2 separate regions of the Homo sapiens genome follow, and region 1 is linked to region 2. A link is an interaction called in ENCODE POLR2A ChIA-PET data of the cell type or tissue named here. Cell type or tissue: OCI-LY7. All regions are shown on one strand. Each heading gives the region's core, and the rest is flanking DNA. Links, peaks and the distances in the headings are about the cores only. Region 1 overlaps LINC01206 (long intergenic non-protein coding RNA 1206). Region 2 has its middle 92 kb from the start of LINC01994.

The links. Peaks named below come from ENCODE experiments on the same cell type or tissue, not always from the same donor. Only the 100,000 strongest peaks of a DNase experiment are listed, where the experiment ranks them.
Region 1: POLR2A ChIA-PET joins it to region 2 with 6 read pairs; 1 of 35 experiments calls an interaction of 5 or more read pairs at or near these places.

What each region holds. Positions count from the first base shown.
Region 1 is chr3:181,982,193-181,989,348 of GRCh38, forward strand. The region is part of intron 5 of LINC01206 (long intergenic non-protein coding RNA 1206); the gene reads left to right. Among named protein-coding and RNA genes, the nearest start is that of LINC01206, 33 kb to the left of the region's middle. In OCI-LY7, for the core only: a CTCF peak has its summit at 3,292; a DNase peak (open chromatin) is centred at 3,399.
Region 2 is chr3:182,390,317-182,397,472 of GRCh38, forward strand. No RefSeq gene overlaps it. Among named protein-coding and RNA genes, the nearest start is that of LINC01994, 92 kb to the right of the region's middle. In OCI-LY7, for the core only: no CTCF peak of the experiment used is centred there; DNase peaks (open chromatin) are centred at 3,025 and 3,855; H3K4me3 peaks cover 1,805 bases; H3K27ac peaks cover 2,448 bases.

The DNA.
Region 1 (7,156 bases), core at 2,125-4,624, 410 kb before region 2:
AAAGACATGTAAGTAAGAACCTAGATACCATGGGTAATACACTTAGAGAAATGTGACTGATGAGAGGAAAAAATGTGCCCATTTGCTGTCAGGATTAGGAGTCTTATTTCTAAGTCCTTACAACAACCTACAATATAAGTATTACCATTGCCATTTTGGAAATGAAGAAACTGGGATTTTGAAAAATGCATTGCTTTACACATACTAAATGCACAAGCCACCTGAGTCTTCATGAGTTTGTCTGGCATAGTGGGAAATAACAGGTCCACATGGATATCACAAACTAATAGAGACCACTTGCTAAAACTAGGGCTAACATTATAATATACTTTGTGCTCCAGAGTTTCCTGATGGGATCAAACTGAAGGTCATCTGAAACTGAGATCACATCTTGCTTAATATCTCCTCCCCTCCCCACATATTCTCTCCTGTATCCCTCATGCTCCCTCTCCAGAAAACACTCCTAAAAAATCACTTGAAAAGAATCCCCATCGAAGTCTCTGCTTCTGCGGAACACTACCTAAGACTCCAGCATTTGCCAAATAAGGCTCCAAATTGTGATCAATGCATACAGCATATCATTGCTGCAAGTGAGGACTCATTGTGTAGTGGAGCCGTCTATCAGGCAGCATTGTGCTGAGTGGGATGTTGGTGGGAGGTAGTCATAACCATTACCATTAGCCAGTGTGGTTGTAATAAGCACTTTACCTGGATCTTCTTTCCTAAAGCTGATTTCTAACCCTATGAGTTAGGTTCTATGATTGTCTCTGTGCTTACAGATATGGAAACTAACATTTGAGAGAGGAGATATGATTTGCTCACGGCCACACAGCTTGTCAGTGGCAAAGTCAGGATTCCACTACACCTGTGTTTAACATTGCAGCTCCAAAAACGAGTTTGTGCTTACTGGAATATGTAATTTACTAAACATGTAACTTATTAGAATATCTAAGAATTATGGCTCAGGACAGTAAAGAGTTCTACTCAACTTGCAGGGGCAACCTATAATGGTATATATAGTGTAATCCCTTTAAATGAGCACAGAATTATTTGAGAACTCCTGGGCATAAAAGTGAATGGCAAATTGGGCAGAGAAGTTTGAAGTAAGTAGAAGATATGGTAACCACATGATTAATCAACGAAATGGAACACTATTGAGGGCAATAGGAGATGCCATTAATAATTACACAAGGATAATAAGTGTAAGACAGACTGAGCAAATCAGGATGTATGATCACTTCAGTAATAGGAGGCAACAAGGAGCTATAGTAAGTTCTTGAGCAGGAGAGCGAAATAATTCTTCTGTAAATGGTGTGCAACATGATTTGGAAGAAACCTTGGAAAGTAGGAGAGCAGGAGACAGGAGATTGTTCTACAGATACTAATGTGGTCTGTCTGAGTTTCTGTCCTGGCCTCTGGTTTTCTTTCTAGTTCACTGCTAGAAATGGTGGTTCTTTCTGGACCTCAACAGCTTTCCAAAGGCTGTCAGCCAATCCTTTTCCCAGGACATCTGAACCCTGTTCTGGTATTCCCAACCACTGGTTAGATCCTTTGTTTAATTCAGAAGGACTTTGCCCTGGAACCAAATATCCTCATTCTTTTTTTTTTTTTTTCTTTTTTTTTGGTGGTGATGTTGTTTGAGACAGGGCCTCACTCTGTTGCCCAGGTTGGAGTGCAGTGGTATGATCTTGGTTCACTGCAACCTCTGCCTCCCGGGTTCAAGCGATTTTCTTACCTCAGCCTCACGAGTAGCTGGGACTACAGGCAAGCGCCACCACGCCTGGATAATTTTTGTATTTTTAGCAGAGATGGGGTTTCAGCATGTTGGCCAGGCTTGTCTCAAACTTCTGACCTCAGGTGATCCACGCGCCTCAGCCTCCCAAAGTGCTGGGATTACAGGCATGAGGCACTGCGCCTGGCCCAAAATATTCTCATTCTGCTGGTTCTACTTTCCTGAAATATCTATATCTTCATGGGGTATCCTGTGCCCCAGGGGCCTTGTGACTTTTCCCATAGAAAACAAGGTCTGGATGAACAAAAAGAAAGAGGTGCACATTTCCCACTGAGAATCTCAGACATTTTGCCTAGATAGATTTGTCCTAAAACTTACTTCCCTCTGCTTAATGTAAGTAAAATGAAAAAGGTCATTTTGTATAAGTGGTCCTTTTTTTTTTCAGCCTTATACTCCTGAGAATTTGTGGCAGTCCTGGGTTAAACGATGAAGGCTTCTTATTCTCATGTAGGTCTCACAGCCTCTTGTCTCCCTGAGTTTTAAACACATTGCATTACCTTTCCAGAGGTAAGATTAGGGTCAATAGTTTGAATTTGGGTTTCAGAGGGGAAAGACAGAGGACCTAATATTATTGATGGAGAGCTCCTTTGCAAAAAGGGGGTGGGAGGGAGAGAATGGTGTATCCAGCAAATCTCCAGGGTCTGCAGAGATTTAAAAATATGTAAAAAATATATATTTATATATATATTAAGCTTGTAGCTTATGTCCTTTGGAATTGAAACACATGTTCTTTCACAAGGCAGCTTCCTGTGTCCCTGTCCTTTGGAAAATGCTGCCTCCTGGTCTGCTTGTGTGGAGAAAGAATGAGGAAGACAAGGAAATTAAGGAAGGACCCCTCATTATGTGAATATGGGATTTTGTTTCTAAATACAGATAGATTGTCCAATCTTAAAAAACCCAAACTTGTGAAATGGGCTTTGACTGTATTTTTCTTTCTTTCTTTCTTTCTTTCTTTCTTTCTTTCTTTCTTTCTTTCTTTCTTTCTTTCTTTCTTTCTCTCTTTCTTTCTTTCTCTCTCTTTCTTTTCTTTTCTTTTTTTGAGATGCAGTCTTGCTCTGTCACCCAGGCTGGAGTGCAGTGGTGCTATCTCAGCTCACTGCAACCTCCGCCTCCTGGGTTCAAGCGATTCTCCTGCCTCAGCCTCCTAAGTAGCTGGGATTACAGGTGCATGCCACCAGGCCCAGCTAATTTTGGTTATTTTTAGTAAAGACAGGGTTTCACCATGTTGGTCAGGCTGGTCTCGAACTCCTGACCTCTTGATCCTCCCACCTCGGCCTCCCAAAGTGCTGGGATTACAGGCGTGAGCCACCGCGCCCAGACTCGAGTGTATTTTTCTACCTTTACAACATAGTGAAAAGCACCCAAACTTTAGAATTACATAGATCTGGGTTCAAATTCTAGATTTATTGTTTAATAGTTATATGACTTTGGATAAGCTCTATAACCTCTTAGCTTGATTTTCCTCATTTATAAAATGTCAGAGAAAAATAGCACCCCTTGAGGTTGTCATGCAGTATAAATGAAGTACTATTTATCAGGTCTCAAGCATGAAGCTTGGCACACAGTGAAGTGGAACTGTTGCTTCCTCAGACACGGTTCACATGGGCTAATATCTGCACTTTGCATAGCCCACTCTAAAGGAACGTATCACATTATCTTATATTTAGTTGTCCATGTGCCTGCCTCCCCACCAGAACACCTGTTTCTTTTTGTAGTTCAGAGCCTGACATACAGGTGCTCAGAATATAGTCATTGGATGGAAATTAAAAATAAAATAACCTTTAGTAGTAACCTAATTTCCAGGCAATATTCTCTTTATCTGGAACCTTGACAAAACTTTTTTCTTTTTTTTTTTCTTTCCTTCCTTTTCTTTTCTTTCCTTCTTTCAGTTGTACATTTCCAATGCTGTTTTTTCTTTGGTAAAATGGAGTCCCTCTCTAGGGGCTGCTGTGAGGATTACATGACTCAAGTCTGTGAAGGGCTTTGCACAGGACCTGGTATAGTGCAGTTGCTTGGCAGGGGCCATGGAAGGGTGTTGAGACAGGGTCTCACTCTGTTGCCCAGACTGGTTTTGACCTCTTGGGCTCGAGCAATCCCCCTGCGTTAGCCTCCCATAGCACTGGGATTACAGGTGTGAGCCACCATGCCCAGCCTAGTGCAGATAATTGTGTAAGTGCTTCTGATAATTGTGTCCAACTTGTGTATTTGCTATTACAGAAGAACAGCTTTTGAGGTAATTTATGTTGAAATTTCTATCTCTTAAAAACATGTTTTCATTACAAAACTAATACATGCTCACCGTTAAAAATTTGGCAAATATAGAAAATAGAGACTCCTCAGTCTAATGATTGGCTCCTTTCTGAGGCTTCTGTGGAGCAGATTTATGGTGGGCAACATTCTTCTTGCAAGGCATGAGAAAATTAGAAACCTGGACTGGAATACTCGCACAGAACCGCAGATGTAGAAATTCTCAAGCTTGGGCAGTCTAGACCTAGAGCACATGTCCTGGTAAAGCTCCTGAATTGGTTTGGAGAACCTAATCAATGATAGGCTTACCTACATGACACCTTTCATTCCAGTCAGCGTTTCTGAAGCCTGCCTTGGTGAAATCACAGCGTGGCTGCAGAACTGACATGGGCCCAATTGTCCTACCACTCGTAGCATCACCACCTGGACTCAGACAGCTTTGGCTACTGGTCCAGACACCTGGCTCTCAAGCCCTGATTTTGGTGAAGTTTGTCTAGTGTTGGTTTATAAAAGCCTATAGTGTCAGTAAGGTTCTGCCCACACTAATAACCCTACTCAACTAGTTACAGTTGTCTCATCAGCTGCTTTAAATACCTTCTCTCATTTTGGAGCACCTAACAACACAGAAACCCAGCCCTGTCTCTCACTCAATGAACTGACCCTTTAGTGGTGGATCTAGTGACTGTGTATGGAAATGGCCCATATTAGCAGTGTGGCCACACACGTGCTTATTGTCTTCTCTTTCTTTCCATAAGTGAGGAGCATCACTAAGGGTACACCAACAATTTTATTCTTTTGATTCAACATCAGAACTTCCAAAGTGGCCCTTCCTGTCCATCCCCGTTGTTTCAGTCTTCTTGAGGCCCTAACATGTGCTATCCTATAGGGTACTTCAACCCCGTTACAATCCACATTTTTCAGTCCAACTTCTTGGAAAAAAAGATGTAGCCAATACCCAGCTGCTGCAGTTTGCTGCCCAGGAGTTTATCACCATTGTCCATAAGTCCATGCTTCTCCAATGCTATTTTCTTTGCCAAGAATATTCTATCTCTTGGAAAAGTCCTGCTATTTTACCTAATCTGAATGTTGCTACGGTAAAATCTTAGTTGATTCTGGAAAACAGTTATCCACTTCTTTCCAATGCTTTCAGAGCCCACAGTTTTGCCTCTTTTACTGCCCTTATAGTATGTTGTAATTATCTATTTATACATCTGTCTCCTCCCACTGGAATGTGAGATTGTGGAAGCCAGCAATAGCTCATATTCGCGGGTGCATCCCCAGCCCCTAGCGCATAGTAGGCGTGTAGTGTTGATTGGAGGAGTGACTAGTGACTAGAATCAATGTTCTTTTGCTCATGGAAAATGGCTTTTAGGCTAATATGCTTTTGTGATTTAGCAAAAAATGATAAAGTTCAAAGTGGAAAAAAGTTTCCTAACCTGTTGTGACATACAGCAAGAGATTTTATTGCATATTTCTGTTTTTATCTGCCATATGGCTTTCCATTCACAAACTGCTCTAGTGAGAATTAGTTTTGCAGGTAATTTTCTAATGATTGTCTTGGGATAAACAAATTTATCAGACTTGTTTGGCTAATGTATTCAAGGAGGTTCACAGGGGAAAAGATTAATCATCTAAGAAGCAAGCGGGTGTCTGTCATTAGGCGGAAGGGTCCAGAGAGATGATCGGAGCTGAGCGAGTGGTTGCTATGACTGCAGATACCTTTCTCTCCCTTTGTGAGGTCAACAGCAGCTCCCAAGCTGATTGGCTAAAATTAGATTATCCTGCTGACCAACTATGGGAAGTTAATTTCATCAGAAAGAGAAAAATGGTAGGAAATCCTGCTGTGATGCTACAAAGGAATTTTCTTTAGAAACCCAGAGTCCAAGTTTGCTTTCATTATAATTAATATGTTCCGTCTAATAAAATAATTTAAGGGAAGCAGACAATAGCATTAGTCTATTATTTTGTATATCCATATAAGCTTTAATCTTGTTTGTCCTAAAACCAACTCTCAAAGTTAAAGTTACCTTTATTTTCCTGTAAATACCTTCCATAACCAAAGACTGTAATCGTGTATGTGTTTATATAATTGGAGATAGGCTAATTGTGAAAAATACAAAAGGAGCTGGCACAATTAAAGGTATCTGCTTACAGGGCTCTTGCCCTAGGGAAATAGTAGGCACAAAAAACTTTAAGCAGAATCATTTACCTTTGGATTGAGAGCATAGTTTTAATTGAATTTGAATAGAATTCTGCCTTCCAAAGGGTTCTGTCCCTGTAAGTCTTATACTGCCTACCCTCTGGCTTTCCACCTGGTAAATCCTTTGTTCTGGAAATTAATCACCACTGACCTGGCTTATTACATTTATTTCTGTACAGAGAAAATACAGACGTAGTTCATCTTATGAAAAAGAATGTTGTCTGTTTGCAGGCTCTACTGAGTTATAAAACTAAGTGGATGTAAAACACAAACCAAAGAAAACCAACCCAAAGATTTAAAAAAATTTTTTTTTGTTCTTTTGTGACTATGGAAATAAAATATGATTAAGAAAGAATCTGAAATAATTTGTACCTCAAACAACGATGTCACAAGTTTACCTGTATAGCAAACCTGCACATGTACCCCTGACCCTGAAATAAATGGTAAAAAAAAAAACACAAAAAACAGAAAAACAGCTAACATTTATGGAATTCTGGAATTCTGGATACTCTACATGCTTCTATCTATATGATTGCCAAATCAACATGTTTTAAAAATTAAATCAACCTATTGAGATACATTTGGTTGCATGCTGAAGGGCTAATGAGAGGGACTCAAGATGCCCCTTTCCTGAGAGCCATGGTCGGGGGATTGGAGATGAGCATGTATGTATAAAAGGTAGTGATGCACTCCAGGCAAAATAAAAACATTACTAACAATCATTTCAAAAAGGAAGCACTATGGGAATTCCTAGGAAGAGAGAGTGAGACTACAATGGCTGAAATGATCCAGTTTCGGATATTTCTTAGAGAAGACTGGGTAGAGAGATGAAGAGATCACCATCACGATGTATATTAATGTTACACATCATTGAGGATTTGGGAAACAAAGACAAAACACCATAGTTCCATTGCCCT
Region 2 (7,156 bases), core at 2,907-5,406:
GGCTTGTTAGAGTCCTGGTGGTTTCATTATATGACACTTTTCAGCACTTTTAGCTGGTTTGTGGCGCAACCCCCCCAAAGAAATATGAAGAGTAATTTTCAAAAGGAACTTTTATTTTTAATATGGATTGATTTTTTTAAAGGCAGCTCCAAGCAGCCCAGTATATCAAACAGGAACCATCACACCAATCCCAACACATCAAGGGGCAGTTTTAACACGTGAGGTTTGTTGTTTCTAGCAGGTATCCATGTAGCGAGAGAGGTCACCACTCAGCGAGGTGCTTTCTTTCTGGTGTATAAGAAAAGAAATCACCAGGAATAAGGGGGGAAATGGGCTTGGGAAACAGGAGGGGACCTTGTCAATCTCCAAGATGCTAGAAAATGATCGTGGAAGGCTTTTGTTAGGGAATCCTATAATGGTATTGCTGCTCATCTCTTGTGGACACGAACAGCAACTAGCCTAAGATGGAAAGGGCGATAGAGGATTAGACAAATCGTGAAAAGGCACTGGAAAGGACATTACTGGTGTTTGGAATCATAAAGGCCAAAATTGTATCATTATTTACTCTCAACAGCAGTGTCCTTATAAACACAAGTGCTTGGGAGGAAAAAACTGAAGGTATACATAAAATGTTAATTAGAAGTGTATGTGTATAAATTATTTTACAAATGAGGAAAGAAAAAGCTCTTATAGGACTATTCTTATATATTCTTAAGGACCATAGGCAGCTTCTTTTAATGTTAAGAATGTATGCTACTTTTAAGAGAAGGATGTTAAGCTTGTTCCCAATCCCTTTTATTTTAAACATATGTATCCCTGAGAAGGTTAGCATTGTGCTGGAAATAATTTTGATGCATATAACAAAGCTATAAAAAAGAACAACAGGAAGAGATAGATAAATTTGTGAGGTTTCAAAATAGCTGGTAGGCTTGTAAGATCACATAGCAGGGTTCCTGGCATTACCCACTAGGGAGAATAACAGAATATTCCCGAATCTTGGATTTCAGGAAACTACATTGTAAAGCACTAGTTTTTGAACACACAAGTCAGTCTCAGCACATATCTGTCAATCACCCCACTGACACAATTGAAAAGGAGAATATTCTATCAGTATTTTTATAGAAGATAGAATCCAAGTTGTGTTATTTAATAAAGGTAAGTGTATTTTGAGTAAGATCAAACAATATTTCATCAACTAACTAAATCCCTTTTTCCTGAGTATTTTCTCTAAAATGATTGTTTGGGGGAAATTTAAAATTCATTATTTACCAGTAATTTGGATAGGTTCTTTTTTTCATTCAAGTAATAATAGTAAATACAAAAACAGCAATAGTTACAATAATAATCAAGAGTGTTTGTCTAATAATGTAGAGTCACCTTTGATGTGCCAGGCACTTGCTCAAGCCAAGGGGTGTGGAGATAAATCAGTCCCTGCCCTTATAGATTCCAGACTAATAAGGGAGATAAACACGGACTTAAATGATTATGATACAATCAGATAAGTTATCACAGAGTTGTCTGTAAAGATCATGATGACCTGGAATTCCGTACATGCAGGAATTGCTATTAAGTGCTTTTGAATGAAGAGAGTAGCCATCTGCCCGGCCAACCTACATGTGCATTATTCTGTCATTCTCCTCCTCTCTTGGTTGGACTCAACTTATAGCCTATTTGACCTGTGGCACTGGCCAGACCATTGGCCAATTTCCTAGATTTAATTCATGCTAGCCATTAATATCCTGTTGCATCAAAATACAGTATCGGGCAGGGGAAAAGCACAGTACCAGAATTATTTCTCCCGAGAAGAGGCAAACCAAAGTTTCCCTAATAGCAATTAAATGTTTCAGAAAGCACAATAACTCTTTTCCATATGTTGGGATATAGGGCAATCTTATTAGACAATTAGAAGAGACCTGGACTTAGATAAGGAAACTAATTCATTGTGAGTCTATAGGCAAGACATTTTATGAAAATCTGCCCAAGATTTAGATCACTCCTGTACTTAACTGGGTTTACAAGGCCCTTTCTTTCTATGCATTTATTTTGCATTTAGGGTAAGAAACCACCAGGTGGACTCCTGAGCCTTTTTTAGAGCCTCATGGTTCAAACAGCTAGGCTTCCTGCAGGTATAGTTCACAAAGAAATATAGTTTTTTTTTTTCCCCCACGAAAACAACTTTTATTAAAACAGTGAAGTGCAAATATTAAATATATAAGGACTCTTTTTCTAGAAAGAATACAGAACATAGAGCAAGACTTGGAGGAGTAAAAACAGCATGGATTTTTAGAGCTGGAAAATCTCTTTTCTAATTCAAACTCTGAAATGATGGCCCAGAGTAGCTCAGTGACTTTACCAAGGCTACACTGCCAGTCCAGGGAAGAGCTGAGAGCAGACTCCTAATCTACAAGCTTCCTGTTAGTCTTCTACTGAACACGTTCCTCACGTACCTCCTGTTAATGACTCTTTACAACCCACCAAGGCTTCTTTTCACACTCGAGTTAAGATAGGATGTTTCCTTAAATTCACCTTGAATCTCTTCACCTAAGCCTGTACACAACTTTGGGACTTTTCAGGACATTCAAAGCCCCTGTGTAAGGCCCCACATAATAACTCCTCACAAGACAGCTCTTATCTTCCTGCTTATAACTCCTTAAGAACTGCCAGCATTGCCTGCATACCCCCTGCTCCTAGTCCTTGTTTTACATATAGTGGCAAAGTCAAAAAAGAAAAAAAGAGAGATATGTATAATTGTTTATACAGTTGTAATTGTCTCAAGCAAATGGAGAGGATTTATTTCTTTTCCACCTGGACTAATTCTTCCCAAACTTCTCCATATTCTGACTTTTTGATACTTTCAAATATAAATATATTGCTATGTTTACTCTTTAAGCATTTGTTCCTTGAAGAGACGTTTTCAAGCACCTATTAGGTGCCAAGCAGGGTTACTGGGTACTGGAACAGCAGCAAAGCCACACTGTGCCTGCCCTGATGGTGCTAACACTTTAAAGGGGAGAGGGACCAGGGAATGAGCAGCATGCAAATACATTTGTATGTTTAGATTGTACAGTGAGTGTAAAGGAAAACAATGAGGGAAGTGAGAATGAATGCTGTGGATATCCACTTTAAGTTGAAGAAGTGGCAAAAAAATTACAGCTTCTTTCCTGTGATTTTATAATCTGTCTTTGTGACAAAATCTGTACTTTTCTAGTGGGATGTTACTTGTTTTCTCAGAATAAAACTTTCAGAAAAAGAGACATAAGATCATTTCTCCATATCGCCTTAACTTCCTCGTCTATAAAATAGGTAATCATAATGCTCCTCAGCCTACCGACCTCATATAGGTACTTTGTGAATAAAATAAGTCCATAAATGTGAGGTTGCCTCCAATATGTCACGTATTATTTAGAACAACTAATAGAATTTATACTGAAGTACAGTTTTTTAAAAAAAGAATAACAGCAATACATTTGGAAACATCTTGACAAACAAATAAACATTATGTCTCACCACAGGTTTTGACGGCAATTAAAGATGCCCACTTTCTAAAAATGTAACAAAACTTAGGATTCCCAAGTGAGCCAGCAAATATGCCCCTTTTAGCTTCTGTGCCAGTATTATAGACTCTGCCTTTAATTTTGTTTAACTGTAATAAAAGCTTATCATGCAGCCAAATCCCCACAGCAATGGACTCAAACGTTCTGCATGTGGAAGCCTGCTACCTTTCAGCTTCCCCGTTAAACACCTGTTCTGGGCTTGGGCCATGCTTCTGGTTTCTCATTCAGGTGGAGAGTCTTGCTTAAGGGGACAGGCAGGTATTTTTGCTGTCACCAAAGACAGCTAATTTGGGAAGCCTAATCTCGCAAAGGGGCCAAGTTTCAGCTCTCAGAGTGTTAGGTTTAGAGTAGAAGGAACTCCGCCCAGAAATGCAACCTGAATACTTCCCCCTCTGCCTCTCTCCTGTCATTGCTGAGAATCCTCTAAATAACTGACAACTTTTACAGATTTCAGGCAGCCAGGTCTGCATGGGAAGCTCCCATTCTTTCCTGTCACCGGTCTAATTTAATACTTTCCTCCTCAGATGGATATAGCACTCTTGACAAGCAGTTGCCTTGTGGTTTACTTCTGCTAATTCAAACACAACAATAGGATGATAAATTAGTTACAGGGATTGAAGGAAGGAAGAATTTTACAGGTGTGAATTCTTAGCCATGTCTGATCCAAATATTTCCAGAGGAATCATATGCTAGGCAAATACCATCTCCCCACTTTCCAGGCCTTTGCATCTCTTAATAGAAAAAGATGTCTTTTACAGGCGACAATTTTGCAATTTTGTTTAACCATAAGGATGAATCTTTGCCTGTCCTCCTTTCCAAAGCACTACTATGGAATAAAAAACAAGTTTCATTCAATAGTTCATCGGATAATAAGGATTGGTGATGCCAGTCACTGATTTCATTTCCAAACTGTGACTTAAAATATACAGCAGTGCTAGCAGCTGTTGATCATCTTAATGCTGGTGAGAAACAAAAGCAGTTACTCTCTGTCCCAGACCATTTTGATTTTAGAATGGAGAATTCTGTGCATAAAGTATTAGCTTGAAGGATTTTGTCATTAAAGTTTTGGAGAAAGAGCAAGTAATGTCTCAAGCACCTGCCTACTCAATCATAATCACTATTTCACAAGTAGGGAAATTAATTCTCAAAAAGCTGTGCATGATTTTTATAGTCCCAAAAAAAAATCTGATGGCAGATTAACCTTGAGAACAATTACAATTGGGAACATTGTTGGACTCTGGATATTCATTTATTTATTGAGCATCTACTATATTCCAGGAAGTCTGGATCATCTGTGAACAAAACAAAGATTCCTGTCTTTATAGAGCCTACATTCTTGTGGTTTTCAAGAATAATGTCCATATATTTTTGGGTAACTATGTCTCTATTAACTGTTTCACTACATGTTTTTGTCCTACACTTCTGGAAGATAGAGCCAACACACCTGAAATTAAACACACATGCACACACACACACACACACAGTGCACTAAGTACACATGAGCATGTTTATAAGAATTGGAGTAAAACTGGAGTGATGATGGCCTCCTAAAATTAATCAAGAAAAGCCACTGGGTTTAGCAAGCCTCGATCCTCTGGTTTGTTTTTGTTTTTTGTTTGTTTGTTTGCTTGTTTTTTTAAGAAAGCAATAGCTATTAAAACAGGCAGGAAAGAGAAAAAAATCCCAGGTGGGGAATACAAGAGGAAGCGCACACAGATTGGAAAGAGAGCACAGGTCCAAGAAACAAAGGGAACTATTACAGATAAGGCCAGAGTTCAAAAACAACTTGTTGCAGAATTTTACCTTGCCCATTTTCTTTACAGAATAATTAACAGGAACATTAAATATAATATGTTAATATATTGACATATTATAGGATGGCTTTTCAAGAAAGAAGTGTGTTTTCCAAACACCAGCCATGGACAAAACCATAGGTTAAGGTCAACCTCTACAAGTCAACAGGCTTTTGTGTGATTAAAGAGTCATTTGGAAGAGTTAACAAATTTTCGGTGTCTTCTCAGGCAATTAGAATTTATATTTTGATTATTTACCTCAGTCATTTATTAAGTTGAAAAGATTTAATGTGCAATGCAAATGTTTAAGGTACATAATAAATTTGTTGTAAGGTCAATACAAGTGATGTTTTCATAAAACATATTTGGCATAATGTCACCACCCTGCTAACCTGGGAGATGCTTAATAAATGGTGATCTGTAAAAGGTATCTCCAGAGTCCACTGGCCCTATCGATTATGATCAAGTAAGCAGGTGCTTGAGAAATTACCAGTTATTTTCAATGATTCCAAAAGGCCAATCCTTTTTAATACCAAAAAAAGCACCCCCCAACCCCCAAATGGCAACGACAGTCTTTTTTTTTTTTTTTTTTTTGGAGATGGGAGTCTCGCTCTGTCGCCCAGGCTGGAGTGCAGTGGCAAGATCTCGGCTCACTGGCAGTCATTCTTTTATCGTTACTATGCAGACAGTATGTGGTGCTTGTACCTATTTCAGAAGCCCACACTTCTGAGGTAGAGATGTGGAAGCATCAGCCACCCCCACCTTTCTGGTTATCACAACATGAGCACAACTATGTATCCAGCATAAGCCGTTCTGCTTTTATCTGCTAACTAGTAATGCTTGGTGTACTCAAAGTAAAGGCTCATTGGTATATAGAACTCGATTTTCTTATCCCCAATTATATAAATGTATATTGAATAAAATATAATTTTTTCTAACCCAGGTTTTGGCTTTAAAATAATGTTAAATAGGAGCCCAGATTGAGGGTTCATTCATTCTAAAAATACATGTGAAGGACATCGTGTCTTCTGTGCATTTGTATTTCCAATAGGTTTTACAAGGTTATCTAGGTTGTAGAAAGATTCAAATCTTTACAAAATCTTCAGAAAGGTTTCAATGCCATGTGACCAGACTATCAAATGATATTTCAAGTTATTTCCTAGAAAGGCCAAGCAACCTATGGAATGTTTATTAATAATTTTTTTAAAGGCTGTGTATTTAACTCTATAGCTCTGCCTCACTCTCTAATGTGTTCCATTCTGCCAGTTCTCTTCATTGTGGCCCAAAGCACAGGGGAAGGCAAAGACTATGGTCTGGCTGTCAGGGCTCACTCTACTATTCACTATTTACGTATATAATGTCAACTCTCTCCCTTTCTCACAATCTCTCTCTGTCATGAACTTCTCGAATGGCATCACAGTGAATCAAATCTGGAGCTCTTTCCATCCCTGTTGCTAACAGCCTCAGTGTACATCTCACCATGGGTGGTGGAATGGAGAATGAGGATTTCCTCCTCCTACCACACCACCCCTGGCTCTGTGCCATCAAGGTGGGGGCAGATATCTACCTGCCAAAACCCCTCTCTCCAACACCTCCCTCACTAATTTAAAAATGGTAAGCCTAGTAGGAAAAATTAGAAGAAATAAACAACAATAAAAGTGATGACTCATCAAAGCTTAACTCTCAGTGCAAGGTAATCTACATTGCATTGAATCCTCTAATGATTATTATGTTTTTACACTTAACAGCTGTTGCAGATAAACAACTCTGTTCACATTATTAAGCACCCCCCAGCTTCAGCTTTCAAGA